3 separate regions of the Mus musculus genome follow, and all the other regions are linked to region 1. The links are chromatin loops, found by intact Hi-C in ENCODE. Cell type or tissue: heart. All regions are shown on one strand. Links, peaks and the distances in the headings refer to the core of each region. The heading gives the core; the rest is flanking DNA.

Region 1 (8,026 bases), core at 1,998-6,997:
GCTTGCCTAACAGGGCTTAGTGGGTAAAGTACTTGAATTTAGGTCCCTAGGACCCATGCAAATGCCAGGTAGATATGCACTTGCGGCCTCAGCAACCGGGAAAGCAGAGACCATGGGGAAGAATCCAGGGAGCTGGCTAGCCATCCAGTCTAGCCCAAATAGCTCTCTCCAAGTTCAGTGAGCCACGAGGGAAATGTATATTTTATATTGAACATCCCATAATTAACAACAAAGAAGTAGGAAAATATTTACAAGACTTCCTGAGTTCTAAGATGCATCTACCCTCCCACCCACCCACTTCCTGCACAGCAAAGCAAAAATTGAGCAAATGCTTACTCTTAACAACCTACGGCTCTTCAGAAAATTGAGCAATGCATATTAAAGAGAAGCAATCTGAACCGTAGTGTGCAAGGTACTTACTTACAGGCCAACAGAGCTGTGGGTGAACACTCTGGGGAGGCTCTCCCATTAAAGATCAGATAAATAAAAAAGACTTTAATTTTTTATTTATTTTGTGTGTGTGTGTGTGTGTGTGTATCTGGGTTTGTATGGGCACACAGGAGCCCACAGAGGCCAGAAGAGTGTGTCAGATCCCCCAGAACTGGAATTACATGCAGGCTCTAGCTGGCATATGGAGGTTAGGAACAGAGCACCTGAACCATTTCTCCATCCCTAAGAATGACATTTTTCATGATTAAGGAAAATTATTTTTAAAAACAGTCTCTTGGACCGGAAAGGTGGCTCAGAGGGTAAAGTTACCTGCTTCCAAACCTGAAGACCTGAATTCAACCTGGGACCCATACAGCAGAAGAAAAAAACTTCTCATAAGACACACAAATACACACACACACACAGAGAGACACACATATACACAGAGAAGAGAAGCGGCAGGGGCTCTAGCTCAGTGAGAGCTTAGTTGCCCAGCATGTCAGAAGCACACACTAAACCATCAAAAGCAGCTAACTTCCACAGCCTAAAATTATAGATTTTATCTTATCTTTTTTAGGGGTACTTTTTTTTTTTTTTTTTTTTTTTTTTTTTTTTTTTTTTTGGTTTTCGAGACAGGGTTTCTCTGTGTAGCCCTGGCTGTCCTGGAACTCACTTTGTAGACCAGGCTGACCTCGAACTCAGAAATCCGCCAGCCTCTGCCTCGCAAGTGCTGGGACTAAAGGCATGCGCCACCACGCCCGGCTGGGGAGTACTTTTTAATTTTTTTTTTTTAAGTTTTGTAATGTTTTGGCATTTTCGATGTGTTCTACAATTATGTTATATTAAGGCAGGCCAACGTCAACTTAAAAATAATCCAGTGTCGAATCCGACCCTCAGCTCAGCACCATTTCTGACCCATATTTGACACTGCACTGTGAGGCGGCCTGTCAGCCTTCTCTGTGTTTGTGAGGGTGAGTGAGCGGTGTGAGCCTTTACTCCTCACTCACCAGTAGGCCTTCAGGGGGCTTCTCCCCAGAGATCTTAGGGGCCATGTGATTAGGCTACCCCATAGTTAGACATTCCTGTCCCTTCCTCCTCCTCCCTCGCTTTGCCCGCTTCACCCCTTCCTTCCCTTCTTCTCCCTCCTTCTTGGGCATGGCTTGCTCTTCAGGCTTCCCTTCAACCTCTCTCCCTAGCGACACCTAGAGAGACTTAACTCTGTCTGTCTTCCTGTTCTCTTTCTCCCTTAATCTTCATGGTTTATGTCATTAAGAATATCTTTATAGGGCTGGAGAGATGACTCCGCAGTTAAGAGCACAGACTGCTCTTCCAGAGGACCTGAGTTTAATTCCCAGCAACCACATGGTGGCTCACAACCATCTGTAATGGGATCTGATGCCCTCTTCTGATGTGTCTGAAGACAGTGACAGTGTACTCACATACATGAAATAAATAAGTCCTTTTTAAAAAAAAAAAAGCCTTATAAAAATCTCCAACTCAGCTTTTAATTAGTTAGGCCTGAAAACCTCTGCTATATCCAATTCATGACTCCTGAGTCAAGGTCCCTAAAAGACTAACAGACAGTTGAAGGTGACATGGGGCTCTAGGTCTCTGTCACTGTGTTACCTCTGACATCATGGGGGCTCATTCCTGAGTCCACCCAAAGCATCATAGGTGAGTGTCCCTGACCACTGCTTGGCTATGTGTGGTCTTGGTTTCTTTGCTTTTCTTTTTCTGGGCAAATCCCAGTTAATGTTTACCGAGTGATGCTGCCACAGAAGGTAGAATAGATTCATCTACACTCTGTTCCTAGCTCGGAACAGTAAATGTCTCTTCTTGGGAGACATCATCAATAAGGTTTAATCCCCCAGATTTTTTAAAAGGTTTTTTGTTTGTTTGTTTGTTTGTTTTTGTTTTTGTTTTTGTTTTTTATATGTACATGAGTACACTATTGCTCTCTTCAGACACACCAGAAGATGGCAATGGATCCCATTACAGATGGTTGTGAGCCACCATAAATTGAACTCAGGACCTCAGGAAGAGCAGGCAGTGCTCTTAACTGCTGAGCCATCTCTCCAGCCCTTCCCCCCTCCAGCCCTGTTCAAGAGAACAGCTAGAGATGCCTTGGAAAGAAACTCCCCAAAGCAGCCCAGTCTGTGAAACACCTTTTTTTTTTTTTTTTTTTTTTTTTTTTGGTTTTTCAAGACAGGGTTTCGCTGTGTAGCCCTGGCTGTCCTGGAGCTCACTCTGTAGACCAGGCTGGCCTTGAACTCAGAAATCTGCCTGCCTCTGCCTCCCGAGTGCTGGGATAAAAGGCTTGCGCTACCACTGCAAGGCTAGCCCTAAATTCTTAAAGACATTCTCTGTTCTCTTCCAGCCTGTCATCTAAGGAGGCTGCCACTCTGATCGTCACTGTTCTCTGTAAAGCTGGTGTCCTTAGGGAAACAGAACTGTACCTCTTCAGTGCAGTCTCACCTGTCTCTCTTTGCCTTGCAGCTTCAAGTGATGGGAACTCTGCTAACCCCAGTTCTCTCACTCGGTGAGGTTCTGAAAAGGGGACTTTGAGAATTTCCAAGGCCACCATAGATGAATTTAGGCTCCATATATTCTCCTTTTTAGTTTTTTTGTTTTTTTGTTTATTTGGTTTTTCGAGACAGGGTTTCTCTGTATAGCCCTGCCTGTCCTGGAACTCACTCTGCCCGGCAGCTACAGACAGTTCTAAGCCATTGTGTGGGTGCTGGAAAGTGAACTCTGGTCTTTTTCTGGAGCAGCAGGTGCTTGTAACTCCGGAGCCCTTTCTCTAGCCTGTGTAACTGTCATTTTAAGGGGTTAAAAACAAAGTCAGTTCTGGCAGGCTTAGTATGTCAGCTGAGGGTACAGGTAGTAGTGGGTGTCAGGAAAGGAGACTTATTTGTGCCTGTATGGGGAGAGCGTAGAGTGGCCTGGTGGCCTGGAGTCTTTGCTCTGGTTCATCTGACCCCATCTCACAGTCACCATGGCTTTTGAGTTATAGCATCAGGGCTGAGCCCAGCATTTTGTTTCAGGTCCCCGGGTAGAAATCAGTTAAAGGTTCTGATATAGAGGCTTGAGAGATGGCTTGGCTGTTCAGAAAGCTGTTTTCCCAAAGAATTTGAGTTCAGTTCCCAGAATCTATATCATTCTGCTCACAGTTGTCTGTAAGTCCAGTTCCATGGGATCCGGTGCCTCTGAAGACACTTATGTGCATGGAGAAGCGTACACATACTACACACACACACACACACACACACACACACACATATACAAACAGTTGCTGACTGCCACTCCCTATTTGTGAGAGAAACCTGCAGTCAGTTAACCAGCTCCATAAACCTGTTTGGCTGGTTCATGGTCAGGTGTTGTGAGAATGTTCATGTTACAATATATAATTCTTGAAGCAGTTTCCTAAGAGTACAGTGCTTAGTGATGCTTACCACAGAACCAGCAGTCAATAGATACAAACGAGTGAGCCAAGTGTAAATGGGAATGAATTGAGTCAATGAGTCCGGACCCCTAAAAAAATTTTTTTATTATTATTATTATTGTTGTTATTAATATTTTGAGACTTCTACGACTGAGAAGGCGCAGTAGTGCCATCTGGACGTCAGGGGGAGCAAGAGCACAAGCTTTTCAGATACCGCGAGATTTGCCCCGCGCCCCGCGCCCCGCGACCTCGCCAGATCTGTTTCGGAACCTGGGGCGCAAGGAGCTTTTCCTTTGTGTTCCAGCCCTGGCCGGCGGCGCGAGAACCACTTCCGGGTCGCGCTGCCGGAAGCAGGAAGTTGTTGGCCCACCCTCCTCGCCCGGCGGCTGCTGTCCCCGAGGCGGGAGGAGCCCGAGAGGGCGCGGGCCCGCATGTGAGTGACTGGGGCCCGAGGCCGGGAGGGGGGAGGCCGGCCGCCCTCCGCGGCCGCCGCTGCCTCGCGCCGCCCTCCTCGCCGCTCCCGTCCGCGTTCTGCTGACTGACAGCACCCCCGACCGCTCCCCGGGGCAGATCCCCTCTGACATCTTTCCCGAGGCTCCGCGGGGAGGGTGACGGGGTCCGACACTGCTCGAACTTGGTTCGCAGACGTGGCGGCCGTGTCCGAAAGCCCTGACCCCGCTTGCCAACCTGTCACAGATGCCTTAGCGTCACCCCTGAATGGCCCCTTCTTAGACATCTTAGCCCAAATGTTAAGGAGGAAGTACTTAATTTAATTTTATTTATTTTAATGTGGACTTAATGTGATAAACTTGGCGTCTCAGAACGTGGCATGGCACACTGACCCGTTTGCAGTCAATCGCCTGCCAGTACGAGAAAAATAAGCTGCCTAGTGTTTCCTTGCATTTTAAGACTTAAACCTTGCAAGCCATGTGTCGTGAGTATGCTATGTCAGAAACATAAAGGGACACGTTTGTCTTTTCACAGTGCCAGGCACAATGTCTTTCACAATGGAAGTACAGATTCACAAACTGGGTTTCGTTGGCTGCAATTTTGCCAAGATTTCGAGATTTCCCTTGACAGCTGGCCATCACCGAAAATAGAATATATCATTCCAGTCTTCACTGGTGATATTAACTCTCACCGGAGACTACACATCCCACAGTAATTATATGTCTATGTAGGCTATTGAATAGCTGTGTAAGGGGTAAAGAGGCCACAGGAGTTCTAAGAGGCCTTACATGAAGCAGAAGACAGATGTAAAGAGAAAGACAAGTATTCATGATAAGGTATGAAGGCTTTGGAGCTGAGGGAGGCCCGGAGCTAGACTTCACCATTGAGGTGAGCTTGGGAATGAACTGGAAGATGGTCCAGAAGGACACACAGGTGGCCACATCAACAGTGGCAGGAAGGGGAGGATCTTGAGCTCCAGAGATTGGTAGGAGTTCTCTGCTGTCAGCCTTTAATGAACACACTCGTGGTTACACGGGCAATGGGGGCTCTTGTCATTATAGCTTTAGAAGTGTTCATGGGGCTCAAGTGAAGGTGATCGATTTTTGCCACTTTCTAGGGCATATGATAAGTTGGTTTTATTTAGTGTATTTGATAATGGATCTCCTGGTGTGAATTCAGTACCCTTATGTGTTCATAGAGTTCTAATTTATTTTGATAAGTTATGGTTGGTTGGTTGGTTGGTTTGGTTTGGTTTTCCTCCCTGGCTAGCCTGGAACTCACTCTGTAAACCAGGCTGGTCTCCAGCCCTCCTCTGCCTCCCAAGTGTTGGGATTAAAGGCGTGTGTCACCTCATCTGGCAGCCTCGATAGGCCTATAGGTGGAAAACTCTGTTTATTAACTTTTAGAAGTAAGTGGTTGTCAGTCCGTTCTGCGTGAGAGACGCTAACAGGTGGTGGAACCCTATGCACAGTGAGGCGTGGTGTGGTCTTCCTGCTTCTGCATTCCCACTTAAAATAGAGCCAAACGCTGCTTTTATAGAATGGAGTCACCTCGGGCAAGGTACAACCTGAAAACTGCTGTTTCACACAGTATGAAGTAACACATAACAAGGCACACACAGCTTACAACCCCACACATTTTATGATCTGAAAGCCTGTATCACTTTGGTATCGAATGTTCTGTAGTCATCGCACTCTTGGTAGTAGAGATTACGCCTACATCTTCAGAGTCAAAGTCTTTCCCTTGTTCACTGGGTAGTTCCCAGTGTGGAACTTTTTATGGACCTCTCTCCCATTTGGTTAACTCAAAGTTGACTTGTTTCAGTTTCTCTCTTAAGAACACACGGGGAATGGGGGTTGGCTCAGTGGCAGAGCGCTGGACTGGTATGCGCCAGGCACTGCTCAGGTCCCCCTACTGAAGGGAAGCAATGCAGATTACAACTTAAGTCAGGCATGCTGACGACTGCCTTTAATCCCAGCACTTGGGAAATAGACTACATGGAATAGTTTCTTAAAACCAAACCATCCCGAGACCCCAGCTATACATGTACATGTATAGTATATGTATACACAGGTGGGCATGTTTGTGTGGAAAGTTCACCTTTGCTGCCTTGCAGTTTGGGCTGAGTGTTCACACATCCCAACTTTTATACCAGAAAGAGCCAAACTCAGGTCCTGAAATAGCAGTAACCGCCCGTGGTCAGGGAGCCCTCCTGCAGCCTGCATTTTCTCCATTCTCCAGTTCTCTGCCTTGGATCATTTTTCTGTGACCCAGTTTAAATGTCTGTCCTCCCTGCCTATTCTCTGACATTCAGAAAAGGTGAAGGTGCTTGCTTCCAGGCCTGCTGCTCACTAAAGCGACACCAGGCTGATGTGTATCAGGAGGAAGGGCACTCGGGGAACCACGAGACATGGTTTGGAGACAGTGTTCAGCGGGTCCTTTCTTTGGATTTGTTCCTTCATTGGGTTCTTTGATTTTTTTTTTTGTGTGCTCTCATTTTCTCTATTTTTAAAAAAACTTTTTAAAAGTTAATATGTGCATTGGCGCTGGAGTTACAGACAGTTTTGAGTTACTGGGAACTGTAGTTACTGGGAATTGAACCAGGATCCTCTGGAAAAATAGGCAATGCTTTTAACTACTGAACTATCTCTCTAGCCCCAAGTTGTTGTTGTTGTTAATATTAATATTCTGAGTGAGTGTATGCACCACATATATAATAAGAGGCCAGAAGAGGGTTCAGGTCTCCTGAAACGTAGGGGTAGGACTTACACAGTTGTGAGTTGTGGTGTGGGCACTGAGAACCGAACCCAGGGCCTCTGAAGTATTAGTAAGTGCTCTTAATCTCTGAGGCGTCTCTGCAGTCTATTTTCTCCATTAGTCTGCTTTGAAGAACTCACAGTGTAGATTGGGAGGAGATGGAAGACAGGCTTTTTAGGAAGATGCCTGTGAACTAGCATGGTAATAGAGACGGTGAGGACGGCTTAGTGGAAAAACAGGACAGACCAAAGAGGTGGCAACTAGGCCAAGTAGGCTGTGGTATGGGTTAGACTTCATCTTATAGCAGTTATCAGTAAGTGTTTCATTTACTTGGATATTAGAACAAATTTTGCATGTGCCATTGTGTAATCCTCAATTGCAGTAGCTATAATTATTCACCACTATCACCTCTCTTTTTTTGGATACAGGGTCTCATGTTTGAGGCTCCAGGCTAACCTCACACTTGCTATGTAGCTGAACTCCTAATCCTCCTGACTCTAATTCTGACTCTAGTTGAGTGCTGAAATTACAGATGTGTTCCCCACATCTGGTTTATTATCCCCCCCTTTTTTTTAAAGATTTATTTATTTATTTATTTATTTTATGTAAGTACACTGTAGCTGTCTTCAGACACTCCAGAAGAGGGCATCAGATTTCGTTAGGGATGGTTGTGAGCCACCATGTGGTTGCTTGGATTTGAACTCTGCACCTTCAGAAGAGCAGTCGGCGCTCTTAACTACTGAGCCATCTCACCAGCCCCTTATCCCTTTTTCATAAGTGAAAAAATTCTAAGATTTAAGGAGTGTATCAATAAATAGAGGAAACTAGGTGAATCCAGATTTCTCCAGCTCTAGCTCCTGTGTCCTTAGCAACCGTGCTAAATTGTACCCCAGAAAGACGTAGGGCATCTTGAAAGGTGTGTAAACCTGACCCACTGTTTAGAAAACC
Region 2 (8,026 bases), core at 2,084-7,083, 79 kb after region 1:
TTCCAACTTAAGTCTCAACATACTGACAAACAGTGGCTTGGGGGTCCCAGTCCCGGGCTTCAGACAGCTCTGCACTGCCACCTACCCCCAAATCCCTCTAAGCTTACTGTGAATACCTCCCAGACCCGTCCCTGCCAGTCGCAGGCTTAGCAAGCGTGGCCTTAAAGCCACCTGTACGGCTGTGCTCTAACCTCAATCACTCTGTAACGCTAGGACAAGATGGCCCTCGTTTCCGCTCAACCACTACAACCTTCGCTGTAAAGCAGCGCATTAGAACGGAGGAACTGTCAAGCCCACAGACAGACAGAGAGAGGGCTGGTCACCATAGCCATATGAGACCCCTGTGGAGGAGCCAGGGTGCTAAGTTTGCCAACCAATGAGAAGCTCTGCTGCCAGCAGGGAGGTGAGGGGTACAGACCAGAGTGTAACGGGATGAGGACAACCTCCCTTGGGCCCTCAGGACAGACCTGAGCAGCAGCAAAGGACAGGCCCGCAGGTTAGGACGCCAGGCCGTGTCAGCAGTGCTGGGTCGGCTGCTGTGCTGTGCTGGCTGCTGCTTTCCCTTCCCTTTCTTTAGGAAGGTGTTTCATCAAAGTCCACATTACTCCAGTAGACCTGACTCTGAGATACACTGAAGGTGGCTGATTTTAAATGTCTTAATTCTTTTTTTTTTTTTTTTTTTTGGTTTTCTGAGACAAGGTTTCTCTGTGTGTAGCCCTGGCTGTCCTGGAACTCACTCTGTAGACCAGGCTGGCCTCCAATGTAATTCTTATTTATTGTGTCTGATGTGAGGTCGGAGGTCAACTCTGGAGTCCGGTTTCCTCTGGCCACCTTTGCTGTAAGTTCCAGGGATGGGACTCACATACTTTGGCTAGAGCAACAAGTGGCCAGTGTGCTGCTAACCCATCTCACAGCTCCTGACTGTAAATTTTTTTTTTTTTTTTTAAAGATTTATTTATTTATTATATGTAAGTACACTGTAGCTGTCTTCAGACACTCCAGAAGAGGGAGTCAGATCTTGTTACGGATGGTTGTGAGCCACCATGTGGTTGCTGGGATTTGAACTCTGGACCTTCGGAAGAGCAGTCGGGTGCTCTAACCCACTGAGCCATCTCACCAGCCCCTGACTGTAAATTTTTAAAACCCTTTATTGTGAGGTCTTTTTGAAAAAAAATGACGCTCACAATGGCTTATCCAGAAAAGAGTTAGGTGACCCAGGCAAACAGCTTTCCCTTCCAGAGTTCTTCTTCTAGGTCAGAAGTGGCCTTCCGCGTCTTCAAGTGGAGGGTGGTCCTTTGTGCTGGAACTTCAAGCCCCAAGCTCTTGCTATGATGCTGCCCACCAGTCTTATCAGCACAACTCCAACCTGATCCTAAAACCCGAACCCTCAACCGCACATCCTCACGGCTCTCAAATCTGTTGAGTTTATCGTCTTATGTCTACTGGGTTATCAAAGGTACAATGTGAGCCGAGGTCACGGCCTACTTGATTTGTCCTCACGTCATGCTCACCTAGATCTGTTTCTAACTGTCCTAACCACAGCCAACACCGTGATCCCGTACCTAACACCAGCAGAGCCAGTTTGCCACCTTCAATACCTCTGCCTGCCTCCACCCCCGCCCACGAGTCTTGATCTGAGGCTCAACATCTAGCCTGCACACCTGTTCCCTGCAAAACACAATCTGTTATTATTGTTGCTTTTTTGTTCAGTGTTACCGATTACTAAGCTATAGCCATTAAGCTCCCTGAAGTTGTCACCCCCAACAGAGCTCTTAGGCTTACACCCCCCTGCCATCTAGTTCCCATCACCCTTTGGGCTCCCCTTCACTCTCTAGGTCCCTCTCCAAAGACCTTTCATTCTTTCAAACCCCCACACTAATGCCACCATGCTCCCAATGATAAGCCACTTCCCCTGTGTCCTCCCACACTACACCCAGAGCCCCCCCGACCCTCTCCGCCTGCCATCCTAAGGTCCAGCATTTGATTCTCACCCCATCAGCTCCTAGCACCTCCAACTGCTCAACTCAGATACCTGCAAAGCCCAGAGTCCCTCCTAAGCTGAGGCTTGCTGTGGCTGCAACACTATGTTGTAAATACACATTCACATGACAGTAGGTCAGTGCTGGTCTCCAAATCCCCCTTTCAGCCGTCTCCAAATCTCTGCACAATTTGATGCCCAATGGCCCTGACAGTATCTTCTCATTCCTTATATTTCTAGTTAAACTCCAAATTCTAGAATCCCCATTCCTCAGACCCCAGGGCTTCAGCAACTCCCATTCTTTGTTTGTTTTTCTCGAGACAGGGTTTCTCTGTGTAGCCCTGGCTGTCCTGGAACTCACTCTGTAGACCAGGCTGGCCTCGAACTCAGAAATCCGACTGCCTCTGCCTCCCAAATGCTAAGATTAAAGTCCTGCGCCACCACTGCCCAGCAGCGACTCCCATTCTTAAGGCCTTCTCATTCCAAATGTATTTCTAATTCTCTCAGTTCTATGACAAGGATAGTACAATAATCTTCACACTCACTTGCCTTAAATCAAACCTCAAATCTTAGCTGGGTCTCCAACTCAATCCTCACCACCCATCCCCCACTCCTTTGGAAAATGCTAGGCTTCATCTTTGATTATCAGTCTGAGCCTGAACCACGCCAATCAAAACTCTCCCCACCTCCATCACACACCCACCCAATTCTGCCAAATGCACAACACCTCCTTCCAACCAGATCCCTCCTCCCCCTTTACCCTTTCCTCATCCTCTATTGGAGTGAATTGCTGCCAACAAGCAAAAAAGCGTTTAGGTGCCCAAGCATCCTTGAATCCAGACATCCCTACCTTTGCTCCAGCTTTGACAACCCTTACCTATTGTGCCTATCCCCATTTTCTGCCCATTCCCAACCCACGCAGACACAATTACTTCAATTCCTTCCTTCCTCCACTAAATGCGTCATCCCATTCTCCCCTTCCCCCTAAAAGCCGCCTCCTGGCTCCCCTTTCCAGACACCGCTCCACTCCCCCCCTCCACCAATGCGGAGGCCCCTCCTCCCACCAAATCTGTCGTCGCCATCAAATCTACAGGCTCCTTCTCAAGTAAACCGATAGCTCTTCCCTGCTGCATTCTTTCCCTCTGAAATTTTTGGCCCTGCTGCCCACTCCTTTGTCCCTCAAAGCTTTCATCCATCTCTATAAATCCAGAGCCCCGCTGTCCTCTGCCCCAAATGTACTCACCTTCTAAACACGTCGCTTTTGTACCCAGCCAGCCCTCATCTACCCATTCACCAAAACTTCTCGGCCCTCCCCCAATCCTGTGGCTTCTTTCCGCACCCCAAATCCATTACCCTTCGGAATTTCAAGCTCACTGCCTTCGACTACTTATCTCCCACATCTCATCGCCTTTCCCTGCACCCCCAAATCCCTTCCTACCCCACGTCTGTCACTCACGTCCCTTCGCTCCCTCCCAGCACCTCCAAATCGCTTCCTTTCCCACGTCAATCACTCAGATCCCTCAGCCCCCTCCCTGCACCCCCACACCGCACATCCCATCCACATCCTCCCGCCGCGCCCCCCGCCCCACCTGGATCAGCAGCTTCACGTAGAGCAGCGGGTGACTGAGAGCCGTCACGCCCGCGCCCAGCGCCACGAACAGCGCCTCGGTGGTCGGGGCGTTGTCCCCGGAGCCCGGGGCGCCCGGGCCGCCGTCCATCCTGCGCGCCGACGGCTGAGCCGCGGGCCGAGGATGGCGAGGGTGCGCGCGGTGCGCGGGTGGCGGGTCCCGAGCGCGGGCCTCGACTCCGGCCGGCGCGCCGCCCCGAGCTCCTGCACCAGCTCCGGCTCCCGCCATCCCCGCGGCGCCGCCGGGAGCCCAAGGCGCCACTTCCGGGTCCGAAGCCCCCATGGCGCCAGGCGTGGAGGTCACTCCCCGTCACGTGGTGCTGGCCACGCCCCGAACGTCAAGGGGAGGGTCCTGGCAGCACCACTCACGCCGCGGGGCGAGGGGGCATGGCGGGCGGGCGAGTGTTGTTCCTTGGTGCTCCCGGGCCCGCCTCCTCCGGCCCGGGGCGGGTTCTTTGCAGCTCTGTGCCCGCCCCTTTGCGGACCAGGCCAGTCACCGCAATCGTGCCTACGAGTCTCAGTCTGTGTGCCCTGCTTCTGCACTCCTTCAGCACGATCCCGGGACCTGTGTAGAAACCCCTCAATAGTTGAGTAACTCACAGCTGCTGAGGGCTGGGAGCACTCTTTGCCTGTGCACTTATGAAGGCCCGGTGCTGGCTGCGTTTAGTTACTAAATAACTAGGCCTGGGAGAGCTCTAGTCTAGTGCCTGGAGCATAGTGCTACGCATGCCTTGAGAGCAATTCTTAGGGCCACCTTCCAGGAAGGTGCTTACTCCAGCCGGTGATTTGTTTCCACCTCTGAACAAGCACAGCAGCTCTCAGCTGGTCTTGAACTGCCCAATAATAGAGTCTTCTGGTAATGGACCTCAGAGTCAGCAGGGACCCTTTGGTCCCTAGCAAGGGACCTTGTCCTCTTGCTAGTTTGCAAGGAAGGTCTTTGGAATGGTCAGATATTTGCACCCTCCCTGATTGCCCGTGGTGTAGGTTTTACCTCACGTTCCTGACACTTGCCCACGCAAATACTTTCCATCTGTGGGCTTTTCCTCCGTATTGTCCCCAGTGCCTTGTTTTTCCGATCTGTATTTGACTGTCCCCCATTGGACCGTGTTTTTGTATGGCCCATTCCGAATGTGGCTCCCTGTACCGTACTACCGTGTACTGTACTGTGTTGTATCATATTGTATTGTCTGGCATTAATATCTATCTTCTATCACCGCAAATATAGGAATGCATAGAAAGTATATCTTCAGGGAAACCATTCCTAAGGGAATGAATGAAGCAAACAAAGTAACAATCCAGTGCAGTGGCACACACCTGTAAAGTAAGCCCGATACTCAGGAGGCAGAGGCATCAGGATAGGAGTTCAAGGCCAGACTGAGCTGTGCACCATGCTACATCAATTTCCTTGGCTGCAATTGATAGCTGGCTGTTAGCAATCACAATTCTTTCATTCACATCTTAGTTACTAATATTATCTCAAGATACAGATCACACTGTGATTATAAGTGTGTGTGTGTGTGTGTGTGTGTGTGTGACAGAATGACTTCAAAGGGTTACAAAGGCCACAAATCTCAACAATTTGAAAGAGTCCTTACTGGAGGCAGAGGCAGAGAAAGCCACTTCTGAGGTTAGATATTAACCAGTCCATCTGGAGAACGGCTCAGGAAGGGCAGAGCTGCTGAGGGCTTGCAGGACTGGGTACAGGTGGGTGAGCAGATGGACAGACAGATGGATGGTAATTCAAACAGGCCACATCAAACACTGGGAACCCAGCTAAACTGAAGCCCCTGGGATTGCCAGGACTTCTCATTCCTCTGTCCCTTGACAATATACACTGAGTGGTCAAAAGATAGGCCTGACGTCCAGAGTTAGGTGTCTTCCTTTCTATGAGGTCCAGGTGAGAGAGTATTGTACCCTTCCCTAGTATGATGGTTTGTATATTCTTGGGCCAGGGAGTAGCACCATTTGGAGTTGTAGCTTTGTTGGAATAGGTGTGACCTGGTTGGAGTAGGTGTGTCACTGTGAGTGTGGGCTTAATACTCTCACCCTAGGTCAGTCTTCCACTAGAAGCCTTTGGATGAAGACATAGAACTCTCAGCTCTGCCTGCGCCATGCCTGCCTGGATATTGCCATGCTCCTGCCTTGATGATAATGGACTGAACCTCTGAACCTGTAAGCCAGCCCCAATTAAATGATTTTTTATAAGACTTGCCTTGGGCATGGTGTCTGTTCACAGCAGTAAAACCCTAACTAATATACCTGGTCTGGCATGTCACATTCTGAGGCCTGGTTTATTTTGTTTTATGGGCAAGAGTGTTTTGTTTGCATTTCATTTATACTTATGTACACCACATGTGTGCCTGGTACCCTAGGAAGCCAATGGTTGTGAGCTGAGAACTGAACCCAATTCCTCCGTAAGAGCAACCGGAGTGCTTAATGGCTGAGCCATCTCTTCGGCCCTTACTATGATTTTAGGGCACCCATGTGCCTGTAGGTTTCCTCATTCTGCTCTGATACGTATCAGTCAGTTAGTCTTTACATTTAGGAATAAACTATTGTCTTTGCCATGTGGGTAGTGGCAGAGGTAGTTTCAGGACAGCCAGGGAAACCCTGTCTTGAAAAACAAACAAATGTCCCTGAGTCTTGGGCTCCTTTTGGGGAGAAAAAGGAGAAAATCTAGCATCTGCTCTTGATAACCATGGCTCGTTGCAGTAGAAAACCTGCCCTGTCCTGTGCACCACCCCGCCCGCCCAGAAGTCCATCCTTACAGCCTGCTTCCTAGTGCCTCTCCTGTGTGGTTTCAGTTGGCATCAGCGATTGCTAATCATCGTTGAGACTTCCTGCCTCTGAGAACTAAAAAGGGCAAGGTCTGATCCATTTTCCTTTTCCTTTCTTTCTTTTAAAAAAATTTGGGTTTGTTTTTAGCAGTACTGGGGATGATGGAACCTTGGCTGGATCTTGGATCTCCACCTGTAGACCAGGCTGACCTTGAAGTCGCAGACATCCACCAGCCCCTGCCTCCTGATGGCATCAAAGCATTTCTAATAAACTCCAGGGCTGCACACATCCTACGCAATTAGTCTACCTCTGAGCCATACACTCCAAGCCGGGGTGGGTGAATATATGTATATGTGGGTGAGCTGAATCCCATTCTGCTACGCACACTCCAGTGAAGTCTGCTTGGCAGGCGAGAGGCCTGGAAGTGCTCACGAGAAACTCAACCTCCTGGAACCAGGCATTCTCATAACCCGTATACTCATACCCTATCCCCACATTAGTCTGGTGTATGGATCCACGTGCTCTCTTTTGGTATTATTTTATTGTAAAGTGCCTTTAAAGATTGAATTCTGACATAGCTAAGCCCTTGCCAGTGTTCCAACTCCTAAAAAAATCCTTGAAGCCGACAAACTTGGAATTCAGTAGGAATTCTGTAAGAAGGTTATCTATCCAGTAACATTCAAATTTACTGCTAGTAGAGATGGTGGAACTAATTAGGCATTGCAAAGAATGGAGCCGGAATAGCTCTGGGCTGGTCTGCAGAGTGTTTACTTGGGACAGTAGTCAGTCTTACCCAGACAAGGGAATTCACAATGGCCTAGCCAATAAGTGGGTTTATCATGAAAGAGTTAGGGAATCCCCCTGAGAGAGATTTCTTCACTAGGCCCAAAGGAACAGCATAATCAGGCATTTACTAAGAACCCCTGGTGGTGGGCTTAACAATAGACCTGGCTCCCTTCTTAGTGGTAAACAGGACCTGGTCACCGCCATCTTTTGATGTATACATTCCTTTTGTATTGTGTCACTGTAACTTGGTGGATGTCTCACGTGGTTTCTTGTCACTCTTCTGTATAAAAAGTTTGATGCTCCACTTGAAAAATTACACTCGCTGGGCGTGGTGGCGCTCCTTTAATCCCAGCCCTTGGGAGGCAGAGGCAGGTGGATTTCTGAGTTCGAGGCCAGCTGGTCTACAGAGTGAGTTCCAGGACAGCCAGGGCTACACAGAGAAACACTGTCTCGAAAAAAAAAATTACACTCAGATTCTACACAATCTCTCTTGTCGCTTCTGTCTGTCATTTGCCGACTCCTTGTCCACCTGCAACTAGAGACCCATTCTACGAAGACAGGGACCAAAAAGGGTCCGCAGCACCACTCCTACAAGTTCCCCAGTGGAAACTAGCTATTCTGGGGTACCTGTGCTCAGTCTGGGTGCTCAGTGGGATTTGAGACATCAAGAGTCTCTACTTGGCCATGACATTGTCTGAACACCCCCTGATCCTGATTTTTAGGGTTAACAAAGGATGAAAGGAAATAATCCACACTTGAGGAACAGGTTGAAACCTCAGGTTCAGCATGACAAAAAAAAAAAAATCAATTAAAAAAATTTAAGCCGGGCAATGGTGCCACACGCCTATAATCCAAGT
Region 3 (8,026 bases), core at 2,084-7,083, 240 kb after region 1:
CTATGTAGCCCTGGCTATCCTGGGACTGTCCCTGTAGATCAGGCTGGCCTCGAACTCACAGGTTCCATCTGCTCTGCCTCCTGAGTGCTGGGATTAAAGGGGTGTGCCACCAAGCTTGGCCTGCCCTTGTTTTCCCCCCACACTTTAAACAAACCTCTTTCTTTATCCTATATATTTGTATCTGCCTGCATGTATCAGATTCCATTACAGATGGTCGTGAGCCACCATGTGGTTGCTGGGAATTGAACTCAGGACCTCTGGAAGAGAAGCCAGTGCTCTTAACCTCTGAGCCACCTCTCTAGCCCCCTCAGGTTTTATTTTGTTTTGCTGTTTTATCTTTGTGTTTTGCTTTGTTTTGTTTTTGTTTTTGCAACAGGGTTTCTTGTGTAGTTCTGGCTGAAACTCCCTCTGTAGACCAGGCTAGGCTCAAACTGAGAGATTTGCCTGCTTCTGCCTCCCAAGTGCTGGGATTAAAGGTGTACACCACCCCTGCCCAGCCAGGGGCACTATTCCTGAGGGGGAGTGGGAATTGAGCGGAGCCGCTAGACTCACAGCTGGAAGCCCCGGAGTACAGGTGTGTTGTGAGCAGATGTGCCTGACAGTCAGAGGCGGAAGTCAGGTGGCTTCTGTGACCCATGACCTCATTCCCTTGAGACAGGGTCTCTCAGAATCTCAAGCTAGCCTTGTAGTCCCAGCAATCCTCCAGACTCTAACCTTCCCTTCCTTCCATATGGCGATTACTGGTGATTTTTTTTTTAACCTGGCTCTTTAAGTGAGCTCTGCAGATTTTCACGCAGGTTGTCATGCTTGTGCAACAAGCACTCTTGCCCGCAGAGCTACCTCCCAGCCTGTGCCTCCCAGCCTGTGCCTCCCAGCCTGTGCACGAATTCTGTTTGGAAACTTGCTGCGTCACTGATCTGCTGTGGACAGAATGGGGTTCCATCCACGGATAACAGAGAATGTTCTAACACAGCTTCACGGTGTCCTGGAGCCATGAAACGAGCTCCTTTTGTATGCCTCTTCCTTCCTTCCTTTCTTCCTTCCTTCCTTTCTTTCAAGATTTATTTATTTAGTGTATAGGAGTACACTGTAGCTATACAAATGGTTGTGAACCTTCAAGTGGTTGCTGGGGAATTTAGGACCTCTGCTTGTCCTCTCAGTCCCTGAGTGCTCTGGCCCAAAGATTTATTTATTATAATAAATAAGTAAAGATGGTTGTGAGCCACCATGTGGTTGCTTGGGATTTGAACTCAGAACCTTCAGAAGAGCAGTCAGTGCTCTTAACCACTGAGCCACCTCTCCAGCCCCTCTACACTCCTGGTTCTTATAAGGTGGTTCCACTTGCACATCTCTGGGCTAACTCCTAACTTCTCACAAAGCCCTTCTGCACTCCTGTTTCCTATAAGTCCACCCCACCCCAGCACCTCTGGGTTCTCTCCCAGCCTGTAGCCTTCCTCTTAATAAATTCTATCCATCCTAGTTCCGGATTCCTCACCAGCCACTGCCTCTACCCCAGGCCCCATCCCCTCATCACCCTGCCTTGCTTAGGCTATTGCAGATGCAGCTCCTGACTGGTTTGTTCTGTGTACCCTAAGCACCCTACAGACAAGCCTCTGCCAAGACACTTAAGGGGGCTTTGTTGTTTGGGTTTTTGAGACAGGGTCTCACTGGCTGGCTGGCCTGGAACTCGCTCTGTAGACCAGGCAATAGATTCATAGAGATCTGTTTTCATCCAAGTGCTAGGATTAAAGGCACTAGACAGCCACTATTCTTGGGCTCTTGTTTGTTTGGAGACAGAGTCTCATGTATCCTAGGGTAGCCTAGAACTTTTTTTTTTTTCCAGCACAGGGTTTCTCTGTGTAGCCCTGGCTGTCCTGAAACTCACACTGATAACGAGGCTGGCCTCAAACACACAGAACTCCACCTGCCTCTGCCTCCCCAGTGCTGGGATTAAAGGTGTACAGGACCACCACCCAGCCGCCTAGAATTTATTTATTTATTTCTTCCTAGCATTTAGAGGATTTGTGGAATGGAGCAGGGTGGTTGGAGGTGGAGGGAAACTAAGGTAGCTTTTGGTCTGTACATGGTAAACCAACTTCACTGCTCTTGGTAGGAAGTGTGGGCTTTTAGCGTGCTAGAAGTAAGGGTGGAGGTTTGGTTAGCCAGAGTCAAAGGTCACCCACAGGTCATAACACGCAGCAGTCAGGGGTCAAGGATGTCAGTCTACCTGAGCTATCTTCAAGTTCCTGAAAAAAAAGAAAAGGAGAAGAGGAAGACAGATGAGGTAACTGTCATTGATGTCACATCAGAACGTGCAGGGCTGCGCTTCACTTAGCTCAGTGACCTTGGAACTCCTGGTGTGAGCGACAGGCGGAGAGGGAATGACCCTTGAGGTCAGAAGTTAAGACCGTTTGTGGTTAGTGTGCCTTAGTTCCTGTGAGAACCCAGGCCCTCTCACCTGAGGTCGACTCTCTGGCCAGCTGACTCTGAGAGGAAGTGCCTTCTAAGTCGCTTTCTGGTTATTGGTAGGATCCAACTACTTGGGGACTGATGTTTGCGAACATTAGTGAATGAAAAATTGAAAATAAGACTGAAGAGATTAGCTCAGCGGTTAAGAGCACTGACTGATCATCCAGAGGTCCTGAGTTCAATTCCCAGCAACCACATGGAGGCTCACAACCATCTGTAATGGGACCCGATGCCCTCTTCTGCTGTGTCTGAAGAGAGCAATGGTGTACTAATATACATAAAATAAATAAATAAATCTTTAAAAAGAAAATAAAAAATAAAGAAGATACCAGTGTTCGTAGGTATGGTGGAAGAGGAGGTTTATTGTAGATGCGAGGGAGAGAGCCAGCAGCTGGGAAGTCCTGGAGAGTCCAGAGTGAACAAGACCTGGCCCTGGGAGGAGAGGGGAGCAAAGGGGAACAGAGGGCTGGAAGAGTAAGGCCAAGTTTCCAAAATGGCTGCGCTATCTAGGGAAGGCAGCTGGGGAAGAACACCCCAGCCTCTGGGCTGGAGAAATTTAGGGTATGCCAGCCATGCCCTGTAACAGGCAGGGACTGAGGGATGCTGGGAGAACCTGGGGCCAGGGTTGCTTTGCTATGTTAAATAGGCACCTCTGGTAGTCATTTGTCCTGGGTTTGAGATCTAACTATAAGTTCCCAGCCAAAGGAACCTCTCTGTAGGGAGACTACCAACTCTGGGGCTCTGTCTTGGTACCACCAGCACTGAAGTCTATACGGTGTTAACAAGAGCTTTTCAGGTGGTGAGAGCTTAGTGGATAAAGATACTTGTGGTCAATCCTGGAACTTGTGTGGTGGAAGGAGATTTCCATATGTGCTCCGCAGCACACTAGTTCTTCCTAGCAAACAAAGAGATGTCATTCATATATATATATACATATACATATATATATGAATGACAGGGTTACACTGTATAGCTTGGCTGGCCTGAAACTATGTAGAATGGGCTGGCTTTGACTGCAAAAAGGCCCTGGGTGTGCTTCTAATTCTAGAGCCCTGGAATTAAAGGCAGGGGCTCCAACCTAGTCAAGACTAATTTATCTATTTATTTATTTATTTATTTATTATTTATTTACTTTGGAGACAGGGTCTCTCTGTGTAGCCCTGGCTGTCCTGGAACTTTCTCTGTAGACCAGGCTGGCCTCCAACTCAGAGATCTGCCTGCCTCTGCCTCCCAAGTGCTTAATATTAAAAGTGACTTAAAATAAGTCACCATCCAGTGACTTATTTTATTTTATTTTAAAGATTTACTTATTTTATGTATGTGAGTACACTGTAGCTCTTCTCAGACACACTAGAAGAGGGCATTAGAACTCATTAGAGATGGTTGTGAGCCACCATGCGGTTGCTGGGATTTGAACTCAGGGCCTCTGGAAGAGCAGTAAGTGCTCTTAACCGCTGAGCCACCTCTCTAGCTCCCTTTTTTAAATTGTAAATTATGTGTGTGTCTGCATGTGCACATGTGTGCTCGAGCTCGGGTACCTTTCAAAGCCAGACGGCAGCAGCGTCAGATCCTTGGAGTAGACAAGCGCGTTCATTTGTTTTGAGTCTGGGTCTCTGTGTAGTCCTGGCTGTCCCCGAACTCTCCATGGGGATCAGGCTGACCTACCTTTGTGGCTTGAGCCCTAGAGTGAAAGGCCTGTGCCACTATACCCGTCCCCAACAGTAAGCCTCATAAATAGACTTTGCATTAAAATGTAAAATTACGGCTGGGCGTGGTGGTGCACGCCTTTAATCCCAGCACTCTGGAGGCAGAGGCAGGTGAATTTCTGAGTTCGAGACCAGCCTGGTCTACAGAGTGAGTTCCAGGACAGCCAGAGCTATACAGAGAAACCCTGTCTCGAAAAACCAAAAACCAACCAACCAAACAAAAAAGATAAAATTACACTCATTTACTCATGAGTGCGAATGTATGGATGTGGGCTGGCCATCCACCGTGAGAGGGCTGGGGTCAGAGGGCAACCTGTGGGAATCGATTCTCTCCTCTGACCCTCACCTTGTAAGCGACCGCTTATCTCTTTGCTAGGCTCTGTTTGTTCCCAGGGCATAGGTACTGACCTGCTCTTGCTGAGCTCCGTGACCGGTGGACCGGTCTTAGTGGAAGCAGTTACATAAACAAAGTGGATTTCAGAGAGGTCAAAACCGAAGGGATGGGGGAGGGCTTGGGTCATCAGTGCAGAGTGAAGCCCAGGGGAGGTGGGACTGAGGCCTGGGGACTGAAGCCAGGGGAGGAAGGGTGGTAGAAAGGGAAGAAGCAGGAGCCAGCTAGATTGGAGTCCGTGAGCCAAGAGCGACACTTGTTGGCCGAAGAGGGGGTAGCCACCTGTGACAGGCTGCGGAGATGGGGTGGGGCTGGAGAGGTCAGGAGTAGAAGTGGGAGGGCCTCCCTAACAGAAGCAGCCTTAGTGGAAGTGTGAAGGCTTCCCCAGAAGGTGATAGAGTGGAGAATATGGGAGGCACATGGGGCTGGAGAGATGGCTCAGCGGTTAAGAGCACTGACTGCTCTTTCAGAGGTCCTGAGTTCAATTCCCAGCAACCACATGGCGGCTCACAACCATCTATAACGGGATTGGAAGCCCTCTTCTCTTCTTTCTGAAGAGAGCAACAGTGTACTCACATACATAAAATAAATCTTAAAAAGAAAAGAAAATGGGAGACACACACCTTCACAGGCCAAGGCAGGTGAATGAATCTCTGTAGGTTCGAGGCCAGCCTGGTCTACAGAGAGAGTCCCAGGATAGCCAAGGCTACACAGCTCATTTTTGTATACTGAACCTTAGAGTTTCCCACACCAAGTACCTTCTAGTGTCTCTTTAAAAAGCTAAACATATCTATTTATTTTTTTCCTAAGATTTATTTATTATTATATCTAAGTACACTGTAGCTGTCTTCAGACACACCAGAAGAGGGCATCAGATCTTATTAAGGATGGTTGTGAGCCACCATGTAGTTGCTGGGATTTGAACTCATGACCTCTGGAAGAGTAGTCAGTGCTCTTACCCGCTGAGCATCTCCAGCCCCCATCTATTTATTCTTATTATTACTGTGTGTGTGTATAGGCACATGGGTGCTATGGTGTGTGTGTGTGTGTGTGTGTGTGTGTGTGTGTGTGTGTGTGTGCGTGTGTGCCTGTGTGTACATGTCAAAGGACAGCTTTAGGATGAGGTTTCCAGGGTTGAACTCAGGCTGCCTGGACCCTGCAGCAAACACTTTTAATCTGAGGAGCCATCTTTTGTGCTTTCGGGCCCAGCCATCTTTTTGCTTTTTATTTTGTTATACAGTCTCACCAAATTGCTGGAGTTCGAATTCCGGTAGGCCTGGAACTTTTTGACCCTCCTGCCTTAGGGTCGTCAGCTGGTGGAATGACCCGCTTACACCTGGCCCGGCTCAAGTTTCTCTTAATCGAGTTTATTTCTGGTTTCCAGCCTCCTCACTTCTGCTGTGACTGGGCTGAAGACACCGGGGCAGGGATTAAATCCTGTTGTAGGTTTCAATACTGTTTGTAGAATCTTGTTTTGGCCGGCAGTGCTAACTGGAAACTTGTCGCCGATTGCCACCTAGTGGTCATTTGAAGAACTGCCCCAGGTCCAAATGAATTTCTCGCAGTTTATTGGGAAAAGGAGTTAGACTGCTCGCTATTCTGAATTCGGTGAGTACACAGTAGGAGGAGTGTTCAGGGCTGGGAGGAATGTGATTCAAACGAATAGTGTTGGGGAGAATGGCTCGGTGGGTAAGAGCTGCCAAAGCATGTGACCCTGAGTTCAGATCACAGAAGCCAGTCTGGAGCATGGTGTGCACCTGGAATCCCGGTACTGAGGCCGGAGGATTTCTGAGGTTTTTAGACAGCTTAGGCAGTGTAGCCAGGCAATAGCAAACTCCAGTCTGGTGTAGGAGAGACCATCTTGAGGGGATAAAGAAGAGTGATCATGGACATCTGACATCTGCCTCTGGCCCCCATGCACAGCCCCACGGGGACGAACAGATCTCCACTCCCAGACACTTCTTTTACTTCACTTTATTTTTTGAGACACGGTCTTATAGGTCTAATGTAGACTAGGACTCTTTCTGTAGACAAGGTTATCTTCTAACGCACAGACATTGGACTTCCTCAGCCTCCCAGTGCCGAGACAGTGCCGAGACAGAACGTGAACCCCACCGTATCTGGCTTCAAACACTTTTGTTTTGTTGTTCCTACACAGCATATGGTCTCAAGCAGCCCAGGCTAGCCCGAAACATGAACATACAGATGGGGAAGAGTTTGAACTCCTGATCCCATACCTCCAATCACCAAACACAGTTTCCAGGCCCACACCACCACCATGCCAATGTTTAGAAGGCTACTTATTTGTTCATTTGTTTATGTACGTAGTTTTCTGAGACAAGGTTTAAAGGTACTAGATAGGATATAAGGTAACCCTACTATCCCACTCTCCATTGAGGCTGCTGCATATTAGGAGTTAAGAAGTGTATAGAAAGCCGGGCGTGGTGGCCCACGCCTTTAATCCCAGCACTCGGGAGGCAGAGGCAGGAGGATTTCTGAGTTCGAGGCCAGCCTGGTCTACAAAGTGAGCTCCAGGACAGCCAGGGCTATACAGAGAAACCCTGTCTCGAAAAAAACAAAAAACAAACAAACAAAAAAAAAAACCAAAACAAAACAAAAAAAACCAAGAAGTGTATAGAAGGGTTGGAGAGATGGCTCAGTGGTTAAGAGCACTAACTGGTTTTCCAGAGGTTCTGAGTTCAATTCCCAGCCGCAACATGGTGGCTCACAACCATCTGTAATGAGATCTGAGGCCTTCTTCTGGCCTGCAGGCTTACATGCAGGCAGGATGCTGTATATATAATAAATAAATAATTAAAAAAAATTTATTTAGCCGGGCAGTGGTGGCACACGCCTTTAATCCCAGCACTCGGGAGGCAGAGGCAGGCGGATTTCTGTGTTCGAGGCCAGCCTGGGCTACGGAGTGAGTTCCAGGACAGCCAGGACTACACAGAGAAACCCTGTCTCAAAAAAAAATTATTTATTTATTATATGTAAGTACACTGTAGCTGTCCTCAGATATTCCAGAAGAGGGCATCAGATTTCATTACGGATGGTTGTGAGCCACCATGTGGTTGCTGGGAATTGAACTCAGGACCTCTGGGAGAGCGGTCAGTACTCTCAACCACTGAGCCATCTTGCCAGCCCTAAATAAATAAATCTTTAAAAAAATAAAATAAAATATATGGGGCTGGAGAGATGGCTCAGTGGTTGAGAATACTGACCGCTCTTCCAGAGGTCCTGAGTTCAATTCCCAGCAACCACATGGTGGCTCACAGCTATCTGGAATGGGATCTGATGTGATGCCCTCTTCTGGTATGTCTGAAGACAGCAACAATGTACTCATATAAATGAAATAAATAAATCTTTAAAAAAATATGGAAGGTACTAGATAGGACATGCTGCTGCTTCTTCAGGAGCTCAGCCAGTGTGACCTAAGTCCTGCTTTTATATGTGGCCT

The links. Hi-C counts contacts between places; a loop is a spot of excess contacts. Peaks named below come from ENCODE experiments on the same cell type or tissue, not always from the same donor. Only the 100,000 strongest peaks of a DNase experiment are listed, where the experiment ranks them.
Region 2: a loop joins it to region 1, with 2.9 times the contacts of the local background. A loop is called at or near these places in 7 of 42 quality-filtered maps.
Region 3: it touches region 1 in a loop (4-fold over the local background); 34 of 42 quality-filtered maps call a loop at or near these places.

Annotation. Positions count from the first base shown.
Region 1 is chr17:29,264,699-29,272,724 of GRCm38, forward strand. It overlaps BC004004 (cDNA sequence BC004004), which reads left to right and starts at 4,090. Exons shown (of 9, transcript NM_030561.3): 1 at 4,090-4,304. In heart, for the core only: a CTCF peak has its summit at 4,055; DNase peaks (open chromatin) are centred at 3,372 and 4,243; H3K4me3 peaks cover 1,878 bases; H3K27ac peaks cover 2,173 bases.
Region 2 is chr17:29,343,900-29,351,925 of GRCm38, forward strand. Mtch1 (mitochondrial carrier 1) reads right to left here and starts at 4,033. Exons shown (of 12, transcript NM_019880.4): 1 at 3,568-4,033. The coding sequence starts at 3,888. In heart, for the core only: no CTCF peak of the experiment used is centred there; DNase peaks (open chromatin) are centred at 3,012, 3,282 and 3,962; H3K4me3 peaks cover 2,658 bases; H3K27ac peaks cover 2,528 bases.
Region 3 is chr17:29,508,536-29,516,561 of GRCm38, forward strand. No RefSeq gene overlaps it. Among named protein-coding and RNA genes, the nearest start is that of Gm26885, 21 kb to the left of the region's middle. In heart, for the core only: a CTCF peak has its summit at 4,829; DNase peaks (open chromatin) are centred at 4,816 and 6,136; H3K27ac peaks cover 1,047 bases.